2 separate regions of the Homo sapiens genome follow, and region 1 is linked to region 2. Evidence: read pairs that join two places in POLR2A ChIA-PET (ENCODE). Cell type or tissue: Caco-2. All regions are shown on one strand. Each heading gives the region's core, and the rest is flanking DNA. Links, peaks and the distances in the headings are about the cores only.

Region 1 (7,560 bases), core at 1,384-6,383, 1.5 Mb after region 2:
TACAGCAGGCACACCATACCTCTCTTTTGACTGAACGCACACATGTATCCAAGGTCCTCCCTTACGGAGAAGACATCACTGGAGAGCTCCAAGATCCCAGACAGGGCTCAGCTATGATGACATCACAGTGTGGGGTCCTGTGCACTTGCATCAGACTCTGCCTTGACACTTTTTGTTGCAGGTTCCTCATCTGCAAAATATGGAAACACATTTCATAAAGATTGTTGGAGGATCCATTAATTCACTCAACTAATTCCTTACTGAACCCTGTGCTAGGGCTGGGACCACAGCATTGAGCAAGTAGACAGTGTGCCCGTGTCTAGAACACAGGAAGCACATAGAGAGGCACAGATATGGTTGATAAAAAGCTTTTACTTTCCTTCCTGGCCTGGGAGTCTCATGAATAGAGGATGCCTTGGAGTAGGGTGTGATCAAAGGTAGACAGCAGAGGAGGTAAAGTGGGACCATCTCCAGTGCATTGCTACCCTAGGAAGAATCTACAGTGTTGCTGAGCTCCTGACAATGATAACAAATACTGCAGGGCAAACTCAGAGACCCTAGAGAAGGGCAATGGGGTGCTCTAGGGGGATGCAGGAGCTGCTGAATGGGGATAAGCCAGGCTCATCATGGGACCAGTAGTGGGCAGCTGGACAGCTTTCAGACTCCTGAGGAGGGATTGATGCCTGGCCATTTGTCCAAGTACATGCATACACACAGTCACACACAAATACACACAGTTTCACACACAGAGAGAATAACACACATACACAGAGTCTCTCACACACACACATAGAATCACACACCCAATCACACACATACATGCAGTCACACACACATGGTCTTGTACAAAGGTGGATTACTATGAAGGAAACCTGCTGAATAAGTATTTTCCTGCATTGAATTTCCTTAAAAGCACAAAACTATGTTCATGGCAAAATCTGGAAGAGCTAGATGCAGACTGAAACAGATCTAAAACTGCATTTTGCAAACTGCTGCACGCAGCACAAATGCAGCTGTAAAAGTTAATGTGCGCTCCTAACTACATTTTTAAAAATTCCTTCAACAAACATTGAAATTATTTTGTATACCAAAGCCTCCTTTTGGAACTATCAATGCACATTATAATATTCATTAAAACTCATAAAATGCCTGCAGTAAGCCACCTGATTTTTTATCTTCAAACTTTAATCAATTATTCTGAAATTCCTACACTTTGATTTTTGAGGGGAATGGCTAACACCTATCAGCTACCTTCAGAAAGAGTGTCCTGTGGAAATAAATTAAGAAACATTCATCTGTAATATTGTTTCACTTTCTGTAAATTCTAGTATTGAGGAAGTTAAGTAAATATAGCCATCCATTGGTATCCATGAGGGATTGGTTCCAGGACCTCCCTCTTATACCAAAATCCATGGATACTGAAGTCCCTCATATAAAATGGTGTAACATGCATATAACCCATGCACATCCTCCTGTATACTGTAAATCATCTCTAGGTTACTCATAATTCCTCAGACAATGTAAATGCTATGTGCATACTTGTTATGCTGTATAGCTTAGGGAACAATGGCAAGATAAAAGTCTGTCCATGTTCAGTGCAGATGCATTTGTTAAAAAATATTTTTTATCTGAACTTGGTTGAATCCAAAAAGGTGGAACTCAAGGATACAGAGGCTGACTGCATGATGATGGCAATTGATGGGATCCAAGTTTTTAACTGTCAAAGAAAGCAGCCACAGCTTTGGAAAGGGAAGAACCAGAATGAATCTCACAGGGTTGGAAATGAGGTCAATATTAACTTATGGTTTATAACGTATAGACAGATAATGTAGAAATAAATATCAACATGTGAGTATGTTCAGGTGTGGATTTCGTAGCTCTGTCCCACTGAGGAGGCCTGGAACAAGGCTCCTCACCCTCCCCACTGTGGACATTTTGGGCCTAATCACTCTATCTTTGGGAGCTGTGCTGTGAAATTGCCTGATGTTTATCAGCATCCAAGACCTCTATCCCCAAAATGACAGCAGCACCTCCTCCCGAGTAGTGACAACCAAAAATGTCCCCAGACACTACCAAGTGTGCTCTGGGAAGCATATTTGGTGCCTCCTGCCACAGGTTGAGAAGCACAGACCGAGGACTCATGGCCATCCAGGAGCAATGAGCACAGGTTGCACTTGGGCCTTGCTTTCTAAATTCACCGCAGATTCTAGCCACTGATTCTAAGGTTGGCTCAGAAAAGTGAAAGATAAATCTGCAACTTCTTGTTACATCAGAAAGTAAAAATAGACTCAAATAATGATGAAAACATCTCATAAGAATGCAGGAAGCAGCTGAAGGGGTCCCCAATAGCCAACTCTGAGATAATTTTCACATTGGAATAAATAGTGCTAACAGAGTGTAACTCATTGAATAAAATAAGAAACCATGAGTCAGATAGATCTATGGAAAGATAAATGGCAAATAGGTAGGTAGGTAGACAGATAAGCAGATAGAAGAAAATAGAGATTTTCCTTATAGTAGAATGAATGCCATTAATAAATGTAGAACAAATAATGAAATTAGAAACAACCTTTTCACAACAGTCATAATAACAATTGATTCAAGCAACAATTATCATTGTATGCTAAAGCTAGAAAGTGAAAATTTGATAAGAAGTAGGATATAATCGTATTTCAAAGCATTGCTTTATGCAATATTTGTTAATGATAAAGTGAAAAATAGCAACTTTATAGTGGACTGGTATAGATACGCTGCAATGGCTGGGGCCAGGCCACTCCTGGGAGGTGGGCTCCTGAAATGTGATCATGGACAGCAACTTCATGTAAAAGTATCCTCTCACCTTCTTGAGAGTGAAAGACTGCCTGGAAAGAGATGCTCACCATCCCCGCTGAGCACATTTCCAGCCTACCCCACCTGAATGCAGCCCCCAACTGAACCTAACAAGACCAGCAGAAGAGCCGCGGACAGCTCCAGAGTCATAAGAATCCACACATCATGTTGCTTTCAGCCAGGAAGATTCGGGGTGGCTTCTGATGCAGCAGTAGGTAACTGATGTGTACAGGATGCTCTGAACATCCCTCCCAGCAGAGACCCACAGTCCATCCCATGTGAGGTCCAGAGAGGGAGAAATCTCCTCCTCCGTAGACTGCATGGTTTCTGCTGGTGTCTACAACTGCCATGCAACTCGTGGAGCGCAGCCCTTTCCTTCCGAATCCAACCTACATTTCATGCTCTCCATGAGGGGCAGGTCTGTGGGCAAAATGATGATTGTAGCAATAGACATGCTGAACTGGTGGTGCCTGCAGGAAGTCCAGTGATGACGTCATGGACAGGGGGATGAGGAGCTTCACTGCTGGAAGCCTGGCCTTAGTTGAGATAACTCAAGACAATTGCAATGGGGTCAACACTCTCACAATAAGACAGAGTGAGCTCAAGTCCAAATATAAAAAGAGTAAGTGGGGATTTATAGCCAAGGAGCAGGGTGTGGAGGTTAGTGAAGAAAAAATTACTAAGCAGAGACATCAAAGGTAGGGGTTTCTGGCTGAACTGACCAAACAGGATTCTTGCTAAAGGCAGGACACAGCCTTAGACATCAAAGCTGAGGGATGAGGAACTTGATCAGATGTCAAGGGTGATCAGACCCCAAGGACAGCAGGATTCTCCCTAAAAGGAAGCAGGATTCTTTCCTAAAACTGAGCAATGCAGACCTGGCAGGTAGGAGCTGGAGACCAAGGTTGAGGCCTAGTGAAGAAGGCTCAGAGGAGCCTTAAAGTTTCGTTAGAGAGTCTTTTCACTGGATCCAGCTCCTCTGTGACAGGAGGAGAGGGCAGGCAGGGCCACAAGAGCAGGCAGGCTGTCCTGATGGCCTCTGGCTCCAGCTCCAGCACCCACTGATTGAGTGTAACAGGATTCCAGGCAGGAACAGGAACCACTCTCCACAGCCACTGCAGTCTGCTAAAGGAATTGATATTTAAGGTTAGACAAACAGTGACAGGGAAGTCCCAGCAGTGACCTGAATGGGGATTAGAAAGGAAACTCTCACCACACAGAGATGCCAAGGGGATTGCTCTCCCCTCAGAGCCATCTGTATTCTCCTGGGCCAGGCCCCTGCAGGCTGGGACCAGGGAGTTGGGGGAAGTCCCTGGGTGCATCAGCAAGCAACCCGAGTTCCCAAGGAACTCTCCCTGTCCTCTCCACTCGGCTGTGGTTCTCTAGCCATGGCTCTGCTAGGAAGAATGTACTCCTTGAGAAAATAAATAGTAACCTTGCAATCTAAAATCCTAAGTGCTGTTTACACATTGATCCCTGAGCAGGAAACTTCCCAAGGATTCTCTTTCCCTCCATAAAGGGCCAAACTCTCAGACCTCAGATCCTGGGCTCTGTACGCCCTTTTCCTGTAGGGGCTTTGGGCATGCTTCACAGCAAGTACCAGAGTTCATAATAATGTGGCCTCATCCCCATCAGAGCCCAGATGCTTACCAATGGTGGCCAATGGTCCAGGAGTATCTCAGGTCCCCCACAGTTGGGAGCAGGGAGGGGGAAGGAGGAAGGGTGTGCATAAGGGACAAGCTTGACCCCAGAGAACTCGCAGCACTCCATAAAGGAGGATTCTGGGCTTCCCCTTTGAGAAGCCAACAAATCCCGTGGCTGCTCAGTCCCATCTCCTATCACAGACACTGAATGTTAATTGCTCAAAACCCGGATGTGCAGAATCTCAACTCTTGGCCAACTTGATCTAACCACTTGCACTTTAGGTGATGTTTATGCCCTTAGGTATTTATTGGTTATAATATTGTTTAGTGTTTCCCTTTACTGCTTATTTATTATAGAGAACTTCTGTCACTCACCTAATTTCTCACTCTACTAATTCAATCATGGGATCAAGTTACACACGCAACCTGGGAGAACACGGCTTTCTCTTTCATCCACTGGCAGAAAGGAAACATGCCCCCTCCTGGGCAACTGGACTCCTCCAGATTACGAAGGTGCTGGAGGCCCCAGGCTTGGTCCTGAGTCCATTGTTTATCTCTGGGTCCCTGCCAGCCTGTCATTGGAGCTGTAAGCTATAGGAACTAAGTCTCCATCTTTTTTTGAGATGGGATCTCACTGTGTTGCACAGTGTGGTCTGGAACACCTGGGTTCAAGAGATCCTCCTGCCTCAGCCTCAAGAGTAGGTGTACAGGCATGCCATAACACTGGGCTATTGTAAATTTTAACCACACTTAAATGTCACTGCAGAATCAAACTTATCTTGCTGGTTTTGAACCACCAGACACCACCATTTACAAAGCAGCTCACCTTTCCATATGCATGACACATAGAGAAGGCAAAACATTTTCCCAAGGTCACCCAGCAGCTGGAGCAGCTGTCCATCTACCCTAACCTTCCACTTACCATCACCCATACTGGATGCATCTCTTGTAGTTCCTGAGAGTGCCCTACATGGGGGTCTGACTACAAAGATTAGAGTGGCCACTGTATCAGGCCTGTTGACCCTCCCTATAGCTCATTCCAGTGTCCTGACAGAGGATGACCACTGGCGGTGGCATCACATACAGGGAAATAGGCCAGCACTCCAGCTCCCACCCCATACTCCACCCACCACCATATGCCTGTTATGTGGATGACCTGCATCTCCTTCCTAATGATAAAAGATAGGAGAGATTTGTATGTATTTCAGCTTACCCTCTGCACAACACATCCTCCTGAGAGTTGAGACCTAGCGGCCAGGGAAGGTGGGAGCCACAGAGGAGACCCAACTCCCACACTTGGGAGATGACCATTCTGCCCACAAGCACCTGGCCAGGGACTGCCCTCTCTTTCCCTTCTCTGGGAATCTCCCCCAATTTCCTGTCTAACTAGGAGGCATCACGTGCAGCCCTGCTTGAAGACCTTCCCTCCCTCACCCAGCAGTAAACACTATCCCTGGGCCACCTGCTGTATCTGCTGGAGTGCATGGCTTTTCTAGGGGTGCTGGATTCACAGTGGGGTGCAATGGTCACTGGGCCTTGGGTAAAAAGGTCCCCTGTCCTCATACTGAACATGAGCACCCATGAGTAATATTGTTCCCGCTGTCGGGTTCCTGCTGATGCAGCCCCAGCCATGGCGGAGCCCCAGGATTATAGCAGGTCTGGGCTGATCCTGGCCGACCCTCACCTCCACCACTCCCAGGAGAGTCCTCTGGGTGTCCTGCTAAGGCCCAGGGTTTCCTGGTGTTTCTGGCCAAGCCTGCCACCTCGCCATAAGGGCATTTGCCGCAGGATCACCTTCAGGCATGGAGGGGGGGTTGAGAGAACAAAGGGAGCAGCTGTCTGTTCAGAGCCTCCTTCCACCCTCCCTACTCCTGAAGTCACATTCCAGTCCAGGCCCACAGCATCCCGAGCTGGGGGCTTTGTCAGCCCACAGGGCACCCAACTGACCACATCCTCTCAGTCTGTGGAGAAGGAGAACTCTCAATCCTGGCAATGAAGCCACGCTGAGCAAAGGACGAAGACACACCTGGGCTCTCTCTGCAGGATTCCATTCCTGGGAAGCTCAAGGACAGGCAACAAAGGAGTCCACAGGACCAGATGTGGGCTGCCAGGGTCGGGTGGGCATGAGGGTGGGCTTCAGAGGCAGGAGGAAACCATCTGGGGTGAGGCAGATATCACAGGTGTGGACAAAGTGGTAACACAAGTGTATGCATTTATGAAATCCCCCAGATTGGGCACATACAATTAGGCATTTTATTGTGTGTAAATTCTACCTCATTCAATGTAATTTTTAAAATATTACATGAGTTTTCCAAGCAGTGTACAGAGGACCAGTGCTGGCAGCACGTCTCCCAGAGGGGAGGAGCAAGAGAGGCTCTTGGGCTCCCACATTCATCCTGTGGCTGCTGCTCCTTCTCCTGACACCCCCACCACCTGCCAGGGGTCTCCCTGCGCCTTCCACCTGGACACACCCACAGTTACCGTGAGACTCCAGGTCGTTCCCTTCCCTGCTCACACCCCCTCCAGGAGCTTCCTCTTCCTGGAGCAGGCATGCCCAGCCTTGCCTCAGGGCCTTTGCACTGACTATTCCCTGCTGCCTGGGGCTTCTCAACCTTTCCGGTCTCTTAGAGACTTCCCTGACCAGGGTCCAGTAGCACCCACCCTCTCTCTAACTGAGCGACTATAATTCCCTGATCTAAATTGTTGATCACCACTCTGCATCCTCCCACACACCCTAATGGCTGGGCTATGCAGTACCACAGCCACCAGCAGCCACTCGTGGCCACAGGGCACTTGAAATGGGGCTAGTCCACAGTGACGCTTGGTCTAACTGTAAAAAATACACAGGGAACTTCAAGACATTACACTCACACAAAAGAATGTAAACTAGCTCCTTAAGAATAGTCCTGAAGTGTTGAAGTATTTTGGATATATTAGGTTAAAGTAGAAATACCAAAATTACTTTCAGCTGTATCTTTTAACTTTTTCAAATGTGTTTTAAATTGCTCCTGGGTTTCTGTCACATCTCTGTTGGATGGCAGCTCTGCAAGTTCATGTCTACGGCTCTATTGCCCAGACTGCTTGGTGC
Region 2 (7,560 bases), core at 963-5,962:
TTATCTCCTGTAATCCTGGGAGGCTGAGGCAGGAGAATCGCTTGAACCCAGGAGGTGGAGGCTGCAGTGAGCCGAGATTGCACCACTGCACTCCAGCTTGGGTGACAGAGCGAGACTTTGTCTCAAAAACAAAACAAGGAAAAAAAAAAAAAAAGAGGGTACTGAGAAAGATCTGTTAGCTCATGTCTAGAAGGATTTTCTTCTACCCTTTTCTGCCCCAAACAATTAAGAGTCTGGCTTCTCAGCCAGTCGTGCATATAGGGTCCATCCTGATCAGTTAATGTGTCTGTTGGTATTAGAGCATTTGTAGCAATACTATTTGCTTATTTAACACTTTTTTCCAGCCACTCATTTAACAGTTTGAGTACCTGTTACGCCCAGTAACACCTGTGAATGCTGAGGCCGTTGCAGTTCTCCTGGCCTTTACATTCTGGTAGGGGAGGCAGATAAAACATGAAGAAACACATGATGTCATGTGCTTAGGGCACTAAGGAGGAAAATGGTGCCAGTGAGGGAATAGCCGCAGATGAGGCCCTGTGGCTGTGTGTGCACAGTCTGGGTGTACAGGGGATGTTTCTGACAAGGAGACATGTGAATGGATGCCACTGGCTGCTAGAGAAATGGCATGGTGTGTGTCATCATGTCACTCTGACTGTGTGACAAGCACAGACTGCGGTGGGCAAGCAGGGAGACCGGCTAGGGGCTGCCAGGGTCATCCAGGCAAGAGATGACAGGGGCTCAGGCCGGGACAGCAGCTGTGGAGATAAGAAGAGGCATGTGATTCTGGATTCACAAACTACTTTCTGAGCAACAGGAAGAATGGAGTTGCCAGATACTGAGATGGGGACAGATGTGGAAAGAGCAAGTGCTTTGGGGCAGGAGAAGTAATGTTTGGTTTTGGACATATTGAGGTGCCTGTTAAACATCCAGGTGGATAGGGGATAGAGTTCAAGGGGGAGGTTAGGGCCTGTACCTGACCATGGCTGTGACAGGTGGTACCTAGACCCTTGCAGCAGACTCTCCCAGCAGACAAGTCAGGACAGAGGAGTCAGGACCTGGGCAATGAGTTAGAAGGATTGCTGGGAAAAGGTGTCAAGGCAGCCACCTAAAGAAGGCCTGTTGCAGAAGAAAGCCTGATCTGCAATTGGATTTGGTGACACGAGATCAGTATTGACAGGAGTGGCTTACTGCAGTGGTGGGAGCAAAAGCCTAATGGTGAGGGCTCAAGGAAGAAGTGGAGAGAGGAAATGCAGGTAGCTTTTCCAGGGAGCTGTGCAGTAAAGGGGGAAAGACAGGGAGGGATGGCTGGAGGGGGTGAGTTTTCTTAGCAGTGATATTAGATATCAAAAAATAAATAAATAATAAAAGCATCACTATGCCATAGGACAACTTCAGGCAGCCCACTATATTGATAATTATGATATTATGATAGTTATGTGATATATTAGCCAAAATCGCGCCATTGCATTCCAGCCTGGGCAACAAGAGCGAAACTCCATCTCAAAAAAACAACAAAAGAAACCACTCAATGGTAATTGTATTCCATGTGTTCCAGAAGTTAAGTGGAGTTATGGAAAACCTGAAAATTACTGAAATGGAATTTCTAAAGATGAAAACCACAATGTGTGAGATAAAGGTTACACTGAAGGGAATTACACTGAAGGGCAGATTAAACACTGCTAAAGAAAGGGCTCAACTATTCAATGTGAAACCTGGGGAAAAGAGAACCAAACAAATTTTCAAAAGCATCGTTACAAGGCCAGGTGCGGTGGCACACACCTGTACTCCTGCCATGCCTGTAATCCCAGCATACCTGTAATCCTAGCACTTTGGGAGGATAAAGAAGGAGGATCACTTGAGCCCAGGAATCTGAGACCAGCCTGGGCAATGAAGGGAGACCTCATCTAGACCAAAAAAAAAAAGAATTAGCCAGGCATGGCGTGCATGATTGCTTGAGCCCGGGAGGTCAAGACTGTGTGAGCCATGATCAAGCCACTGCACTCTGGTCTGGGCAACAGAGTGACACCCTGTCTCAAAAAAATATATAAATAAATAAAAGCATCACTATGCTATAGGATAACTTCAAGCAGCCTATTATATTGATAATTATGATATCATAATTGTGCAATATTAGAGCAGTCTGGAGTGTGCATGGGAATAATCCAGGGGAGAGGAGAAGATGGACGGCATGGGACAGAGTAGGTGCAGTGATGTCTCTGGGCCTGTGAGAAGGGATGGGACCCAGTGTTCTGAGGCTGAGCAGAGGAGTTCCCCTCAGATAGGAAGGAAGGCCAAGGCTGTGGGGAAAGACATGGGTAAGTTGATCTATTTGTGGGTGAAGGAATCTGCCAGTTCTCTTCTGAGTGCTTGTGCTGTCCTTAGGAAATAAGCAGCAAGGCCATCTGCTAGGAGGGCAGAGGGAAAAGGAGGTACTGGGCCTCTCTCTCTCAGTTCCCCACGTGGGCGCAGTCTGAGCTCTCATATCGTCTTTCTGACATTTAATGTTTTTAAAAAGGATGACAAGGACAGTTCCCTTGGGAAGTCATTTCAGTCACGACCTGCTGTGTATCTGTGGAGTTGACATGTTCTGCATAGTTGAGTGCTCCCCTGCTCTGGGAAGCCTGCACGGGGTCCCTGCACACATCCCAGCATGGAGGGTCTCAGGGCTGGGTTTGAGACGAAGGTGGGCGAAAGGTTCACATGAACTGAGGTCATGACAGAGTGATCAGGTGGGACCAGGCAGAACTCTCGGCCCCCAGGGCTTGCTGGTACACAGATTGCTAAGTGTCTTCATTGTTAAATAGAATTAATCTTCATATGGTAGTTGTGGGCTGAGTTGCCTCATTCACTTGTGATAAGTTTAGCGGATAAGAAAATGTCCTGACATAATGAGAGCAGAGGGCAGATGGGTGTTGGTGTGGGAAAGGCTGAGAAAGCCAGGACTTTTGGGTTTGTAAAGGTGAACGTGGACACGGCTGTCAGTGAGGGAATACACGCATACCTCAGGGGTGCTGAAACTTAGGGTTTGTTCTTGAAGCCTGAAGTTGTCCTGAGCTTCATGGTAAAAAAAAAAAAAAAAAAAAGTTCAAATTATCTTCAGTTCTTATCAGGCTGGTGGAGTCTTCAAACAAAGCTTGGGGTATATTGACTGAACTGTTCGTAATGGGAAGGTAAGAATGTTCAGGGTCAATGCCGGTCATTTTGATGTGGTAGTTCAGATCACTAGAATAGATATGGCTTTTAACTTTCAACTATTTTTTTCTCCTCATAATGTGTACATCATATATGCCCTACCCCTTCATCCTTGACCTTTGCCACTCCTGGTCCTGGATAACCACATTGCTCCTACCTGAAAGTGGCCCTGTCAATGCCAAGTGCCCATAGGTCATTTTATTCAGTAGCTACTGTATTCCTGCTGTTTGCCAGATGTTGTGCCAGGCCCTGGGGATACAAGGAGATAGTACCTGTCCTCAGGGAGCTAGTTGTCTGTCATGTTTTATGCTTGGCAACCATCAGCTCTTGCATACTCAGGCTTTGATGATGCCTTTGGCAAAGAGAAAATACAGGGATGGCTGGAGAAGGTTAGTCTACCTTCATTCACATTTATCCTTTCTTAAAGACTCCTGTGTTGCTCTGACATTTTTATGTACTGATTTATCTTCAGGGTATCTGCTATGGCTTGATGGTTTAATGGTTTAAATGTGTCCCCGAAAATTTCATGTGTTGGAAAGTATTGGAATCTTGGTCCTCAATGTAGTACTAACTACATATAAGAAGTGGGACCTGGCCGGACGCGGTGGCCCACGCCTGTCATCCCAGCACTTTGGGAGGCTGAGGTGGGCGGAACACGAGATCAAGAGATCAAGACCATCCTGGCCAACATGGTGAAACCCCGTCTATCCTAAAAATACAAAAATTAGCTGGGTGTGGTGGCACACGCCTGTAATCCCAGCTACTTGGGAGGCTGAGGCAGGAGAATCGCTTGAACCTGGAAGGCAGAAGTTGCAGTGAGCCGAGATCACGCCACTGTACTCCAGCCTGGGTGACAGAGCAAGATTCCATCTCAAAACAAACAAACAAAAAAACTAGAGGTGGGACCTTTGGGAGGTGATTGGGTCATGAGGGCTTTGCTCTCATGAGTGGATGAATCCATTCATAGATTAATGGTTTATTGAGGGTTTGGGTTAGTTATCATGAGAGTTATCACTGTTGTAAAAGGCAGTGTGGCCATCTCCTCTGATCCCCATTACCATGTGATGCCCTGAGCCACCTTGGGACTCTTCGGAGTCCCCACCAGCAAGAAGGTCCTCACCAGATATGGCCCCTTGACCTTGGACTTCCCAGCCTCCAGAATGCTAAGAAATAAATTTCCTTCTTTATAAATTACTGACCTCAGTTATTTAATTATAGAAACAAAAAACTGACTAAGAATAGGTCTCTTAGCCTCTTGCTTGACAGGATGTAATGCAAAATGCATTGCTGGCCAATAGAGCCATCTAAAGACATGAGAAAAATTCTCAGTTTGGGGACACAGGACACCTTGACAAGGCACATCATGGCATAACCTACAAGAAGGCAAGCAAAAAAGACTGCCATTCTAGGACATTCAATATCTGGCTTAGGGTTCCAGGAGGAAGGGACTGTTAGGCCAGTACAGGCCAGCTGGGAGGCTGCCAGTGCAGCCCCAGAGCCTCAGGAAAAAGCTGAAGGAGATTCTGCCAGGGCCCAGGGAAGCATCTCCAGGTATGAGGTCGCCTGGGAGATGTCATAGCTGTGGTGAAGGGCGGCCTCTGAGGGGCCCTCTCTCTCTCACTCTGTTCCTCTCTCAAACAGTTTGATTTTTTTTTCTGATTCCAAAGTAATAAAGAGTTCTTAATAAAAATTTAAAACAGAGAAAGTGAAACTCCCTCTGGATAATTGCTGTGAACAGTGTGGCCTGTGTTGAGAGTATTGCTCCTGTGTTCTTCCATCCATTTAGCAAGTATGTCTTTTTCGTTGACCTAGCCTTCACTGAAGGCTAGAGTGGATAAAATGCTGCACAAGAGTGGGACAAATCCCAGTCCTTGTGGGACTTCTGTTCTCATGAAGGAGAAACACGGCAACAAAGATAGCACATAAGTATACAGTAAAATTTCAAAGGGTGATAAAGTGCTATAAAGAAAAATAAAGCAAGGTAAGGTTATGTGGCTGTGTGTAAAGCACCTGAAAACATGCCGTACCACAGTGGTGAAATATTTTTGTTTCTGCCAGGAAAATAAGGCCTTCTCACAGTAGGATACCCAGTTGTTCAGTTCTGCCGACTGAATCCTCATGATTTTTTGTTTTCTTCTTTGGGAACAAAGAGACATTTATGGACTGCTCTTGTGTGTTTTATTAAGGCCTTAAAGTTTTCAATTCAGTAGAGTGAAATTGCTCTCAACACTGACTGCTTTTGAATATGATTATGGAGATTGTTGTTAAGATTTCCGCCTAAAAGCTAAGAAGAATTTAATCTGTTAGTCTTGGGGAATGAGATTTGGCGTTACTCTCTTGTTCCTTCTAAGAGAATACCATGGAATTAAATGATAAAACACTTTTCCTCAACAATTTTGATGGTTACATTAATGAAGGAGTTGATGAAAACTAATTGTAGACATTATTATTATTATTATTATTTTTTGAGACAGAGTCTCACTCTGTCGCCCAGGCTGGAGTGCAGTGGTGCGATCTGGGCTCACTACAATCTCCGCCTCCCAGCTCATGCCATTCTCCTGCCTCAGCCTCCCAAGTGGCTGGGACTACAGGCGCCCACCACCACGCCCAGCTAATATTTTTGTATTTTTAGTAGAGACGGGGTTTCACCGTGTTAGCCAGGATGGTCTCGATCTCCTGACCTCGTGATCCACCTGCCTTGGCCTCCCAAAGTGCTGGGATTACAGGTGTGAGCCACTGCACCCAGCTAATTATAGACATATTTTAAAAGAAACATAGAACTTCCACTACTGACCAAGGTGGCTGAATTTACCCGGAAATAACCCAAATAGCAGCCACAACAAAAACGACAACATACACGAAACAATTTTTAAAACACTGGGCACCAAGCAACAAAGGACAGTAAACTCGGAGAAGTGACAGACAAAGGAAGTGAGCCCTACAGTACCCTAGCTGATCTCCTTGAGAGAGCTTCCACGCCATGGCACAGGGAGGGGAGCCACGTGGACTCCCAGGGTTGTGGGTGTGGAGCTGAGAATCTGGAGAGACCAATGTGGCTAGAGTTTATAGGACAGAGTACCAGAGAGGAGAGAGCAACACAGAGAGAGACCCTGGGGTCTGCAGAGGGTCCCCTTGATCAGCACACGTGTGTGAGGAAACTCTCTGTGGCTGGGGAAAGAACTGTCTGAAAAGATCAGAAGATACAGTCCCTGCTACTTAGAGCAAGATTATAATTTACTGGTAGAACATTCAGGAACAGCATGCTTCAGTAGTGGGAAATTCCAGGTGTATGGGTTTGTGAGGGCTACCATAACAAAGTAACACAGACCAGGTGACTTAAATGGCAGAAGTTTATTTTCTCTCGATTCCAGAGGCCAGAAGTCCAAGATGGAGGTGTCAGCAGGGCTGGTTTCTCATGAGGCCCCTCTGCTTTGCCTGTAGATGACCACCTTCTCCATGTGTCTTCATATGGTCTAACCTCTGTGTGTGGCTCTTTCTGCATTTCTTCTTACAAAGCTGAGTCATAGTGGATTAGGGTCCACCCTGATGACCTCATTTTAGCATAATTACCTCCTTAAGACCCTCTCTCTAAATACAGTCATATTCTGAAGTGCTAGGGGTTAAGACTTCAACATACAAATTTTGAGGGGACATTATTCAGCCCATAGCACAGGCATGCAGAGTGGGAGGAAACTATGATGTGTATATAATGAAGAGAATAATCAATGAAAACCGACTGAGTACTGACACGCACGTTAGTGTTGAAGAGAAGCACATTAAAACACTGTAGGCTGGGCGTGGTGGCTCACACCTGTAATCCCAGCACTTTGGGAGGCCGAGGCGGGAGGATCACCTGAGGTAAGGAGTTTGAGACCAGCCTGACCAACATGGAGAAACCCTGTGTCCTGTCTCTACTAAAATTACAAAATTAGCCGGGTGTGGTGGCACATGCCTGTAATCCCAGCTACTCGGGAGGCTGAGGCAGGAGAATCACTTGAACCTGGGAGGCGGAGGTTGCAGTGAGCTGAGATCGTGCCACTGCACTCCAGCCTGGGCAACAAGAGCGAAATTCCATCTCAAAAACAAACAAACAAACTTACTGTAATTGTATTCCATATGTTCTAGAAGTTAAGTGGAGAGTCATGGAAAATCTGAAAATTACCCAAATTGAATTTCTGAAGATGAAAACCATAATGTGTGAGGTAAAGTTTACACTGAAGGGAATTACATTGAAGGGCAGATTAAACACTGCTAAAGAAAGAGCTCAACTATTCAACATGAAACCTGGGGAAAAGAGAACCAAACAGATTTTCAAAAGCATCATTACTAGGCCAGGTGTGGTGGCACACACCTGTACTCCGACCATGT

Evidence for each region. Peaks named below come from ENCODE experiments on the same cell type or tissue, not always from the same donor. Only the 100,000 strongest peaks of a DNase experiment are listed, where the experiment ranks them.
Region 1: POLR2A ChIA-PET joins it to region 2 with 6 read pairs; 1 of 35 experiments calls an interaction of 5 or more read pairs at or near these places.

What each region holds. Positions count from the first base shown.
Region 1 is chr20:23,880,334-23,887,893 of GRCh38, reverse strand. No RefSeq gene overlaps it. Among named protein-coding and RNA genes, the nearest start is that of CST5, 4.4 kb to the right of the region's middle. In Caco-2, for the core only: no CTCF peak of the experiment used is centred there; DNase peaks (open chromatin) are centred at 3,307, 3,623 and 3,893.
Region 2 is chr20:25,374,221-25,381,780 of GRCh38, reverse strand. The region is part of intron 1 of ABHD12 (abhydrolase domain containing 12, lysophospholipase); the gene reads left to right. Among named protein-coding and RNA genes, the nearest start is that of ABHD12, 13 kb to the left of the region's middle. In Caco-2, for the core only: no CTCF peak of the experiment used is centred there; a DNase peak (open chromatin) is centred at 3,220.